Regions from separate parts of the Homo sapiens genome. Here region 1 is linked to region 2. The links are chromatin contacts, found by Hi-C in ENCODE. All regions are on one chromosome and are shown on one strand. Each heading gives the region's core, a stretch centred on a gene start or an enhancer-like site at or near the end of the contact. The rest is flanking DNA. Distances are from core to core; before and after follow the strand shown.

The links. Hi-C counts contacts between places; a loop is a spot of excess contacts on that map. Pooled maps may share reads with other maps.
Region 1: a loop to region 2 is called in a map of CD8-positive, alpha-beta T cell, with 16 times the contacts of the local background. The contact joins the promoter of YIPF5 here to the promoter of HNRNPA0 in region 2. A Hi-C loop is called at or near these places in 3 of 168 maps with a recorded cell type or tissue (CD8-positive, alpha-beta T cell and naive thymus-derived CD4-positive, alpha-beta T cell) and 5 of 50 pooled maps.

What each region holds. Positions count from the first base shown.
Region 1 is chr5:144,167,835-144,173,888 of GRCh38, reverse strand. YIPF5 (Yip1 domain family member 5) reads left to right here and starts at 3,230. Exons shown (of 6, transcript NM_030799.9): 1 at 3,230-3,354; 2 at 3,924-4,043. The coding sequence starts at 3,934. It overlaps KCTD16 (potassium channel tetramerization domain containing 16), which reads right to left and starts at 3,016. Exons shown (of 4, transcript NM_020768.4): 1 at 2,880-3,016. RefSeq lists an enhancer at 3,089-3,368.
Region 2 is chr5:137,750,310-137,756,479 of GRCh38, reverse strand. HNRNPA0 (heterogeneous nuclear ribonucleoprotein A0) reads left to right here and starts at 2,117. Exons shown (of 1, transcript NM_006805.4): 1 at 2,117-6,170. The coding sequence starts at 2,414. The coding sequence ends at 3,331. RefSeq lists a silencer at 1,398-1,757 and enhancers at 1,385-2,076, 2,338-2,687, 3,198-3,357, 2,767-3,458.

The sequences.
Region 1 (6,054 bases), core at 1,981-4,480, 6.4 Mb before region 2:
TCCTACGTGACTAGCCATGAAATTAGTGGATGTTCTCAAAATTTCTAAGGGGCATCAGCAGGATACCTTGGCTTACATTTCAAAGTCAAATAAACAATATGCAAAACTTAATCAGGTAACTCAATGTTCTTGCTTGGCTTCTCAATTGGAGCAGAAATTCAAAGGGGAAAATTTAAATAAATACGTTAATTGCTTTCAGAGACAGAAGTAGAATTTGAATAATATCTATATCTAATAATTCATTCCTAAACAGGCAAATTTTTTAAATTTTAAGTTCAGGGGTACAGGTGCAGGTTTGTTACATAGATAAACTTGTATCATGGGGGTTTGTTGTACAGATTATTTCATCACCCAGGTATTAAGCCTAGTATCTATTAGTTATTTTTCCTGATTCTCTCCCTCCTCCCTCCAATATGCCCCACTGTGTGTTGCTCCCCTCTATGTGTCCATGTGTTCTCATTATTTAGCTCATACTTATAAGGAGAATATGTGGTATCTGGTTTTCTGTTCCTGCATTAGTTTGCTAAGGATAATGTCCTGCAGCTCCATCTATGTCCCTGCAAAGGACATTACCTCATTCTACTTTTTATGGCTGTATAATATTTCATGGTGTATATGTGTCACATTTTCTTTATCCAGTCTATGATGGATGGACATTTAAGTTGCTTCCATGTCTTTGCTACTGTGAATAGTGCTGCAATGAACATACACATGCATGCGTAGTTATGATAGACTGATTTATATCCTTTTGGGTGTATTCCCAGTAATGGGATTGCTGGGTCGAATGGTATTTCTGTCTTTAGGTCTTTGAGGATTCGCCACACTGTCCTCCATAATGGCTGAACTAATTTACACTCTCACTAACAGTGTATACGCATTCCTTTTTCTCTAAAACCTCGCCAGCATCTAAATCAGCAATTTTTAATGCTCATATTCTTGTAGCTCATTCAAATTTGAAAGGGATATCCTTTTTGATTCAGAAGAAATAGAAACATCAGAAAAAAACAAAAGAGACTAGAATTTTTTTAACCATAAGATTAATTAAATAGATAATGATGGATTATTGCATCTTATTGATGACTCGAAACACAGCTTCATGGATAATGTAGCTTAAAGAAAGTACAATCACAAAGTTTATCAACTGAATTAGGATATTTTTGAGAGTAAAAGGGAGCAACATTAATAATTATGCTGAGGGTAAGTAAAAATAGGCAGAAAATGGGACAATGGAATTGTCTCCAGCAAATCATAATATGTGGTCATTCTACCTGAAGTTGTGCAGATGATACCTAAACCAATAAATGCTAAAATGATTGATGAAAGGTGGTGAACACTTGAATGAGCAATTTCAGAAATTCAAAAATATAGTTAGAAAGCACAAAAATCTAGTGTTCAGTGGCAAAATAGGGTAGCTATAGTTAACAATAATTTATTGTATAGTTCAAAATAACTAGGAGTAGATTTATAATTTTCTCTACACAAAGCAATGACAAATGTCTGAGGCGACAGATATATCTCAATTACCCAGATTTCATTATTACACATTGTATGCTTGTATCAAAATGTCACATTTATCTCATAAATATGTACAACTATGATGTATCCACAAAAATAAAACAAATAAATTCGCTAATGGGTAAAAACCTCAAAGGGCAGCTGCCTGTTGGTCTCTAGAGTACAATCCTAGGTTTTTTGGTTGGGTCTTACATCCTTTTGTTGTTGCTATTTTTGTTTGGAGGGGAGTGCGTTTTCTGTTTGTTTTATTGGGGTGGGGGGTGTTGAGAGAAAAGTTTTAAGTGAAATTTTATTGTTCCTTTGGAAACTAGTCCCCAACAATGGTCTGGCTTCTTTTGTGAGGGCCTCAGGATTTTGATCCCAGAATATAATGCAGTGGCTCATGATAAATTTTATTGCTATAAACCCTGAAGAAAGTTCTGCTCATTAGTTAATAGCATCTTATTTCGAGTCACAATATTCGGGATTCCACCATCTTGGGAAAGTGATTTAACACAGGAGCCAAAGCAATCATTTTCAAAAGAAAACAATTTAAACATCACTCATCAGTTCACAATCTTCACTTCTTTTAGAACCAACACACAAATCCCACAGGATATTTCCTGGCCCCTTCCTGTTATTCCAGCCTCAACTCCTATGTGGCTCCCCTCACTTGCTGTTCCAGTCACTCAGGTTCCACTTAGAAGAGTGGTTGACAAATTCAGCTAATGTTGCCCCCACCGCCCCCAAGGACATTTGGATTTGGCAATGTCTGGAGAGATTTTTAGCTGTCACAACTTGGTGGTGATGGTGGTGGTGGTTGGTTGGGGGGAGTACTGGCATCTAATGGCTAGAGATTAGGGATGCTACTGCTAAGCATCATGCACAGGGCAGCCCCCAATAAAGAAACATCCTGACTCAAAATGTTAATAATGCTGAAGTTCAGAGCTCGATTTTCATCTTTCCTCAGACCATGCTTCCCAGATCTTGCACACATTGTTCTCTTTGCCTAAAATATTCAGGCTATTTTCCCTTATCCTCCTTTCCCGTTGCCCTTTCTTCTCTTTTCTGGTCTTCTCTAACTCCCACTCACCCTTTGATAACCCTCTTATAGTGGCTTTACAGACTCTTCTTCCCAGATGAATGTTACTCTTTCAAAGAATTATGGAACACTAAAGAATATTAGTAGCAATTTCACATGCATTTGTATGTGTTCGATTACCCCTCTCCACCACCAACTCCAGGTGGGTAGATGTCACCTAGCTTATATTTACCACAGTATCCCCAGCAGCTAGCACAGAATGAATGAATACTTAATAGCTTCACTTACAAAAGGGAAATAGGGTAACCATCTCATTAGGTTGTAAAGATTAAATAATACATACAAACACTTTAGCACAGTGCTTGAATCACAGTAAATGCTGACACCGAGGCATTGTAGGCATTGTAGTTTGTGGACAGGAGAGGGGACTCCGTCTGTCTCATTTTAGCGCCTCCCAGTCTTCCTCCATCACCTAGGTCTGAGAAACTCCTCCTCCTACCTACGAGTAAGCAGCAATTGCTACGCCTGCGCTTTCCTGGTTCCACCCCTAACCAGGCTGCCGGAAGCACTTTCCTCTTTGGCACGGGCCAGCCGCAGGTTGGGTAGATACTGCGCAAGCTCCATACTCGTGTCTCCTCCTCCCGCCCACCGGTGCCCAACCTGCTAACACGCCTGCGCGAGCGGGCGTGCCCCGGAAGCCGTTCTTTGGCCCTGTGACACGTAGCAACGGGGCTGGTTCAGGGTCTGAAACAGAGTTTGGGGGTTGTTTGGGATTAGTGAAGCTACTGCCTTTGCCGCCAGCGCAGCCTCAGAGTTTGGTGAGTGACCCAGGCCCGTGGCACAGTGTTCAGCTTCTCTCCACACCCGTGCAAATGGGCTTGTTGCCGTCTTTCGGCGCCGCGCCCTGGTCCTTTCGCTCAGACCCTCGCTCTCATTCAAGCCCTTGCCCTGACGCGGTCCCCTGCACCTCAGGCGCGACCTTCCAGATTCTGCACTTTTTCCTGGCAGGCCGCAGGCCTTATTTTGCAAGGAAGCAGTCGCCTTGTCAGCTGTAAAGCCCAGTCCTAAGGTGAAAAATCATCTTTGTTGTTATTGATATTTTAGACCGCTTATGGAACCACAACTCCCACGACCTCGCCCCTAATGGAAGGCATATCAGCTCTTTAAGGTGGAGTTGTCTTACTGGGCCGCAACTTAAAAGAATATACATTTTCTTACTCTCTCTCCGCTACCGTCGTTCAAATGCTGCGTACTTTCCGCCCCCATCCCCTCTCCGAATTACTGAAAAAATATTTGTTGTGTTTCTATTTGCTTAAGCAGACTGCCAGGAACGAATTCAGTAGAACCTTGGGCATAAGGAATATTTGCCATTTCTCTTTTATTACAGATTATTTGCAATGTCAGGCTTTGAAAACTTAAACACGGATTTCTACCAGACAAGTTACAGCATCGATGATCAGTCACAGCAGTCCTATGATTATGGAGGAAGTGGAGGACCCTATAGCAAGTAACTTTTCATCTTTGGCAATTAATTTAGTCTACATTGCAGTGAAAACACATATTTAGAATATTTGGTTCTGCCTAAAACAATATGTGAACATGTCCTTTATCAGGAGTATGATCTTTCATGCATAATCTTCTTCCTCTAGAGAGATATGTGACACTGGCTTGGCTTCGAAGGTATTGTTCTATTTAAGAGTTGAGTGTCTTCTGCAAACTCTTCAGGTGTACCATGAATGGAAAAGTAGCTTGTTTGAAGAACTGTTTTCTAGTAACAGTATTTCTGTATTTAGAAGATGATGGGAGCTTCAGGTACCTAGGAGATAGGCTGTTAGTTCATAGGACCAGTGAAAAATTAAAGTATTTTGTTAGTAGTTAAATCAGTCCAACTCTGAGACTTTTATCAGTGCTAATTGAAAGTGCTTAGTGACATTATTTAATGATGTAAGCTCCTTATTACGAATCATCAGGCGATTTTCATACAGCAGTTGATAATCATTTTTATTACTCCTCCTTCTCAAACCCTTATGGTCAGTGCCACACGTGTTATAAGTTGCATACTGAGGAGGTTGACTCAAAGCCGTTAGCCTCTGAACATTTTTTTTTAAATGATCTTTTTATAGTACCTGGTGTTTGTGACAAAAATACATGAACTGAAGGCTTTCTAGCAATCTCACCTAAAACATCATCTCCTTAGTTTCTTAGGACCCTAGAGATAATCTTATCAGCTTCCTGTCAAATAAAGGAGCTTCCTATACTAGGATTGCTTAAACTTTTTTAGATGGTTCTGGATCTCTTTGAGAATCCTATTACAACTGGGCCTCTTTCCCATAAATACATGCATTCACTCAAACACCCAAATAAATGTGCATATATAACTTCAGACAATTCATGTGTTAAATGATGTTCATCATGGATCCCGAATTTGAAACCTCATAAAGACTGTTCCACGATGAGGGCAGGGGAAGGTTATGTATCTGTCAGTTTGTGAGAAACATGCAATACAGGAATGTGTTTGGATTAGAGTGCCCAAGAATTTAAAAAACAAAACAAAATTCAAATTCACTGTGGCTCTGTAATAGTGTCTGTCTTGGTTAGGCTATCCTTTCTAAAACATATAGTCTCTTTGAGTCTGCTTAATTTGGTATATTTTAAGGCTTTGTTTTCCCCTCTAAAACTTAACACATTTGAACAATGGGAGTGAGCATGTCAAAATACCCCGTGATTCATTTCTCTTTTCTGTTACTTAATTACATACCAATGAGGATTTATCTCTTTTGATAAATTAATGGGCAGAGTTGGAAAATTTGTATTGAGGTATTTCCATTCATTTATTTACCTAAATATGTATTTTTGGTGATTGCTCTGTGTATAGGAGAGCCAGAGTCCATCTAATAAATCCTTGCCTAAAGCAGCAACACAGCTTCGGAGAACCTGTCTCTCTATGCAGGCCTGTTTTTATCCGAATGGTTTTTATGATTAGAACTCAACAGAGCTATTCCATTTAGATTGCAGCCTACGAGATTTATCTGCCTCTGCTTTTCTTTTCTTTTCTGTCCTGTCCACGTTTGCATCACTTAAAAGGTGTGACTTACAGTCTCATTCCCTTTAACAGTCATTTCAGTTCTCCACACAGCAATTTAGATATTCTAAACAACTTGTTGCTGGTTAGCACCTGTTGCCAACTGTTCTCACAGTTTCATTCCAACCAAATCATGTACCAGTAAGCATTGCTTCAGTACTAGTGATGAAGTTTTATTCTGGGTGATTATATAACCATTATTGCTATAAACTTGGGTTTATAGATGATGCCTGGGAAAACAAGAAGCCTAATGTATTAACAGTAATAAATTTGAGTTTCTGAGATTTATTTTGTAAAAACTGGACTCTTCTGTGCGTACCTTCAAGTAGATCTGCAATCTAATGACATTTTAAATGTCCATCTCCGTTAACCAAATAATATTTTGTTTGATTTGCTAATTTAGTAACAAAGATCCGCTAATAACTTTTAGCTCTCC
Region 2 (6,170 bases), core at 868-3,367:
CCTCCTCCCACCCTCCATCCTTAAAAAAGACCTGATGTCTAATGTTCCCTTCTTTTGTGTCCATGTGTACTCAATGTGTAGCTCCCACTTATAAGTGAGAACTTGTGGTATTTGGTTTTCTGTTCCAGCCTTAATTTGCTTAGGATACTAACTAGTCTTTGGCTCTGAGGTTCAGTGCAACTTCCAATTCTTTCCTAAATCTTTCCTGAATACTTGAGGATACAGTGAGGAATTCCTCTTAACTTCTTCAGCGTTTACCATATGGTTTTGGAGGCTTTTGGTCACGTAATGCCTCATATTAACTATGTCCCACCCCATTTATCTTGCTTGGCACACAAAGGCTCAATAAATGGAAGCCATTGTAATTTTCTTCCATTCCCATCTGAGTGAGGGCACTAAAAGCAGTAACTTAGGGGTATATGATCTCTCTCTCTGTAAAACATTCGTCTAACCCAACATCTTTAAAAAGCTAACATTCTACTTTTGGGAGGCCGAGGCGGGCAGATCACTAGGTCACGAGTTTGAGACCATCCTGACCAACATGGTGAAATCCCGTCTCCACTAAAAATACAAACATTAGCCAGGTGTGGTGGTGCCCGCCTGTAGTCCCAGCTACTTGGGAGGCTGAGGCAGGAGAATCGCTTGAACCCGGGAGGTGGAGGTTGCAGTGAACCAAGATCGTGCCATTGCATTCCAGCTTAGGCAAGACTCCGTCTCAAAAAAAAAAAAAAAAAAGCAAAGTTAACATTCTAGGCCAGGCGCGGTGGCTCACGCCTGTAACCCAGCACTTTGGGAGGCCGAGGCAGATGGATCACCTAAGGTCAGGAGTTTGAGACCAGTCTGACCAACATGGTGAAACCCCATCTCTGCTAAAATACAAAAATTAGCCGGGTGTGGTGGTGGGCGCCTGTAATCTCAGCTACTCAGGAGGCTGAGGCAGGAGAACAGCTTGAACCCAGGAGGCGGAGGTTGCTGAGCCGAGATTGCGCCAGTGCACTACAGCCTGGGCAACAAGAGTGAAACTCCATCTCAACAACAACAAAAAAGCTAACATTCTAGTTCAAAGAAAGCAACACATAGATGATGTAAATTACACATAAAAAACCATTCACTGAGGTTAAATGAAAATGTCTGCTGGAGTGTGCCAAGGGGACCTGAAAGGGCCTCCTCTGAGAGGGCATCGTGGGAGGGCTTCAAGGAGGGCGGGAGGGTGGCAGGGAGGCAGGGATGTCGCGCCTCGTCTGGTTCCTAATGTCTGAAGTTCTTTTGGTTCCCTGTTGTCTTTCACACCGCCGCCTCGGGCTCGCTTTTGCGCAGGGCCACGTGGCAAAGTTTTAGTTTAACCGCACGTCGGGCCCACTGTAAACGGTTAATAACCGCCTTCGTGGACCAGGCCTCTGCCCTCCATCTTTGTGCGGGCGGGAGGTGGGGCGGGGACGCCAGGTGTAGCGGACAAGCGGAGAGGCGGCGGGTAGATCCGGGCCCCCAACCCCAACAGTCAAGTTTTCAAAAAGCCCGCGCGTGGCGCCCCAGACCGCATCCGTTGGGAATGGCCCCCAGCGCGCCCCCTGCTCTCTCCCCGGCAAAGCCCTGGGCGGGAGAAGGCGCGGGGGTGGTAGGCCGGCTCTGCACGCCGGGGGCGCCGGGGCAAGCGCGCACCGGGGAGCGCGCCCGTCCAACAGCTGCCGAAAACGGAAGTGGGTGCGAGGGGATCACGGTGATTGGCTGAACTCAGATGTCTCTCAAGGGGCTGGCGCGAACGCCACTGCGGAGTTGGGCGAGGGGATGAGTAAAGGGGAGGGGGAGAAACACTGGGAACAGCCGCGGTGCTAGGAGGAAATGAATCGCGGTGGTGCGCGGAGGGCAGGGAGGGACCCATGTCAAGGGACAGTGGGGCGCTCGGGAATGAAAGTGGGCTGGCAGAAGCGGAAGCGGGAGCGGCACAGGCCGCGGGCTTGAATAGACCGCGGAGGGCGGGGAGTCCGTGATCTAGAGCGGCGCTGCGGCGCGGTAGGCGGGATTAAGGGGAGCGAGGCGGGGATTGGCTGGTAGCCCTAGGCTGCCGTACGTCGGCGGTGACGCACGCCTCGGGGAGGGTGCGCGCGCGTTCAGCGGCCTCTTTGTGTGGTGCCCAGATAGGGGAGCGGAGGTGGCGGCGGCGGCGGTAGCGGTGGCCTTGGTTGTCTTCCAGTCTCCTCGGCTCGCCCTTTAGCCGGCACCGCTCCCCTTCCCTCCCCCTTCCTCTCTTCCTTCCTTCCCTCCCCTTCCCTTTTTCCCTTCCCCGTCGGTGAGCGGCGGGGGTGGCTCCAGCAACGGCTGGGCCCAAGCTGTGTAGAGGCCTTAACCAACGATAACGGCGGCGACGGCGAAACCTCGGAGCTCGCAGGGCGGGGGCAAGGCCCGGGCCTTGGAGATGGAGAATTCTCAGTTGTGTAAGCTGTTCATCGGCGGCCTCAATGTGCAGACGAGTGAGTCGGGCCTGCGCGGCCACTTTGAGGCCTTTGGGACTCTGACGGACTGCGTGGTGGTGGTGAATCCCCAGACCAAGCGCTCCCGTTGCTTTGGCTTCGTGACCTACTCCAATGTGGAGGAGGCGGACGCCGCCATGGCCGCCTCGCCCCATGCCGTGGACGGCAACACTGTGGAGCTGAAGCGGGCGGTGTCCCGGGAGGATTCGGCGCGGCCCGGTGCCCACGCCAAGGTTAAGAAGCTCTTTGTCGGAGGCCTTAAAGGAGACGTGGCTGAGGGCGACCTGATCGAGCACTTCTCGCAGTTTGGCACCGTGGAAAAGGCCGAGATTATTGCCGACAAGCAGTCCGGCAAGAAGCGTGGATTCGGCTTCGTGTATTTCCAGAATCACGACGCGGCAGACAAGGCCGCGGTGGTCAAGTTCCATCCGATTCAGGGCCATCGCGTGGAGGTGAAGAAAGCAGTCCCCAAGGAGGATATCTACTCCGGTGGGGGTGGAGGCGGCTCCCGATCCTCCCGGGGCGGCCGAGGCGGCCGGGGGCGCGGCGGTGGTCGAGACCAGAACGGCCTTTCCAAGGGCGGCGGCGGCGGTTACAACAGCTACGGTGGTTACGGCGGCGGCGGAGGCGGCGGCTACAATGCCTACGGAGGCGGCGGCGGCGGTTCGTCCTACGGTGGGAGCGACTACGGTAACGGCTTCGGCGGCTTCGGCAGCTACAGCCAGCATCAGTCCTCCTATGGGCCCATGAAGAGCGGCGGCGGCGGCGGCGGTGGAGGCAGTAGCTGGGGCGGTCGCAGTAATAGTGGACCTTACAGAGGCGGCTATGGCGGTGGGGGTGGCTATGGAGGCAGCTCCTTCTAAAAGAAAATTTAAAATGCCTGGGAGTGGCTATAGGGGTAGCTCTTTCCAACAGCCCAAGTGGGGTCAACTCCTAAGCCCCACCCCCTCACACACACCGCCTTCCCTGTTTTGCCCTTGGGGGAGCCACTTCTAAGGCTGCTTACCCTTGGGGGTGTTCCTCTATTTGCCTGCCACCTCTCTTGTCTCTCCCTCTGAAGATGGACTCGGCCCCACATACACATTTTTGTGTTACAGTCATTGATGGACTCTATTTTTTTATTATTACTTGGACCTTGGTCGTTTTTATACTAGCAAAATGTCTTGTTTTAATTTGTGTTTTTTGGGGGGAGGGAGGGAGTGAACTTGCTGATTCTGTAGCAAAACCTGGGTGGGGGTTGGGGTGGGGGGTAGTTTACTTTGTTGTAAGGACTTGATAACCTGGCTACAGCGTTTTCTATGAAATCTACTTGGATCCCATGCCTGAAATTTGGAAGCATATGTACAAAAATCATTTTTACGTTTTATTTTTAATAAATCATTGTGTTTGACCGTACATGTCTAACATTTTTTTTCTAGGATCCATTCCGTACCGTTTTTTAAGGGATATTTGTTTAAGACTTTACGTGTTAATTCTTTATTCTTGATGTGTACTTAGAGAAACTTAAGAGGTCCTGTGGTTTTTTTCCCCTCTCCTGTTGCCCTGCTAGTTGCGTGTTGAATTATATCCCTTACAGGCAAAACTTTTGAAGTGGTGGATGTGGCTTTTTAAACTCTTAAGTTTCTGTGCATCCATCTCTTGTACTAAGCGAATTGTTTATCATCTTGACATGGTTGGTCATTTCTATGACAATTTACTTCAAACTGTGTACTGTGTAGTTCTATATAGTTTGTGTTAAGCATGTCATTCATATAAACTGTTTAAAATTTTTCAGATGGCCTAGTTTCATCCCTCTTACTGGTTTGTCTGTAATGAATGGTTAAAAATAAGGGTTATATTTTACCCTCAAATGCGTTTTTGTACTTTCAGAGCAGGTTTAAACGTTTTTTTTTTTTTTTTCCTATATCCGAACTGTTGGCCTCATGGAAATCCCTTTCCCGATCTTTGTAGCACCATCTACTGGCAGAATGGCAGAGTAGCTGCGAAACAATTTGTTTAAAAACTTGCTTAAGACAATTGCATCAGATTTGGAAGTTTTGCCATCAAAATTCTTTGCAGAATTGGAAGTTAACACATTTGCTTGTAACTGAGATGGGCTTCACAGGAATGTAGTTGCCAGTTCATATCACAATAGCCCTTTCTATATGAGGTTTGAAAATGTAAACTGCTATGCATAGCTTGGGCAATAGCCCTAAATTGCTATGACAACTAATGAACCAGCTACGTATACTGGTATTTTAGGTGCAAGTTGTAAAGCAAAATATCTGTGTATTCTGCTTGGTTAACAAATGTATATTTGTAGCCCTTTCCTGCAATAGCATTCAAGTTGTTGTTTATAAGAGAAGAACAAAAGTGATAATAGGTGAAAATTGCCTTTCTGGATAGAAATAGAGAATAGCAACGTTTATGGATATCACAAATAAAGAATTCAATTCTTTACATGATTGAGTGAGAGTATGTATAACCTGGTGGGTGGGTTCAGAGTACCTTTTAATCTAGTATGCTTAACTTGATGTTAATATTTAACTTAAATATTTGACTTACATGTTGACGTTGAAGGCTCAAAGCTATACTAAGAAGCTTTCTGAAAGATTGGGCTTTAAAATAAAATAATATTTTAATATTGAACCATTTTTTAACTTCTTGTCACTGTTCAATTCCTAAGGTCTAGTTCTTGCCAGTTTTTTTTTTTTTTTTCCTGATTGGCAGGGCTTTTAAAGAAGTAAGAAGAAAGGTTAAGATTATTAGGCTAGGTTATAGCTGCTCAGTAGTCATTTTGACAAAGGGTAGCGGATGGTTGGTACAAATAGTGTTATATCCTCTATGACAAACGGGGTGGATGTTTTTACACATTGAGGTAATACATAGTCAAATCCTTTGCTCTCAAATAGTTGTACACTTTCCATACATTTCTGTCTTATTTTTTAATTCTAGTGATACACAAATTACATGTGGGCTACTTCATTTGGTAATTTGGTCCAGCTTTTTGGTGGCTGTAGAGTGGCCTCTAGGATACAGAAAATGATTCTCTGAAATTTTTCGTTGTAATTGTTAAATACTACTCTGCTTGACTTACTCAGTTTTGGTGGGAAGATCTGGGTCAATTGGAATAGTACACCTTTCTCAGGGTTTTCAGTTTAATAAGGTTGTCATATTATTCCCAACATGGGAATATAGTGGCTTCTAAAGTTTGCAAATGAATTATGTAAAAGGATTTTCTGTGTATTAGGAAGGCAACCTGTTCTGTTCATGGTATATTAACACTTCATTGTCATGTGTCTACCCTTAAAATTGCTATTTGTAGTGAAGAAAAAAGCATAGTGGTATTTAGTCACTTCTGGGTTCCTCTTGTCAGTTTATATGCAAACATTTTGGCATGTGGGACTTGGGGAGGAGGGACAATTGGTTGTATGTTTTGACCACTTCCACCTATGAAAATTATCTGAACATTATTCAGATTTAAGAGTTCATGGGAGCAGGTGGTACAGAACCTAGTGTTGAATATAATTTTTGTGCCATGCTTGAATGTATTTTGACGGATTAGCAAAATAAAAGTGAACCTCCTATTTTTCATCTTAATGTGAAGATCTTTGGCATTTACATTCTTTTAAAAGTATAAATTCAGTAGTCATTAGTTGAAAGTGGTTTGAAAGGCTGTTAGAGATGATACAGGTTGAGTATTCCTTATCTGAAATTCTTGGG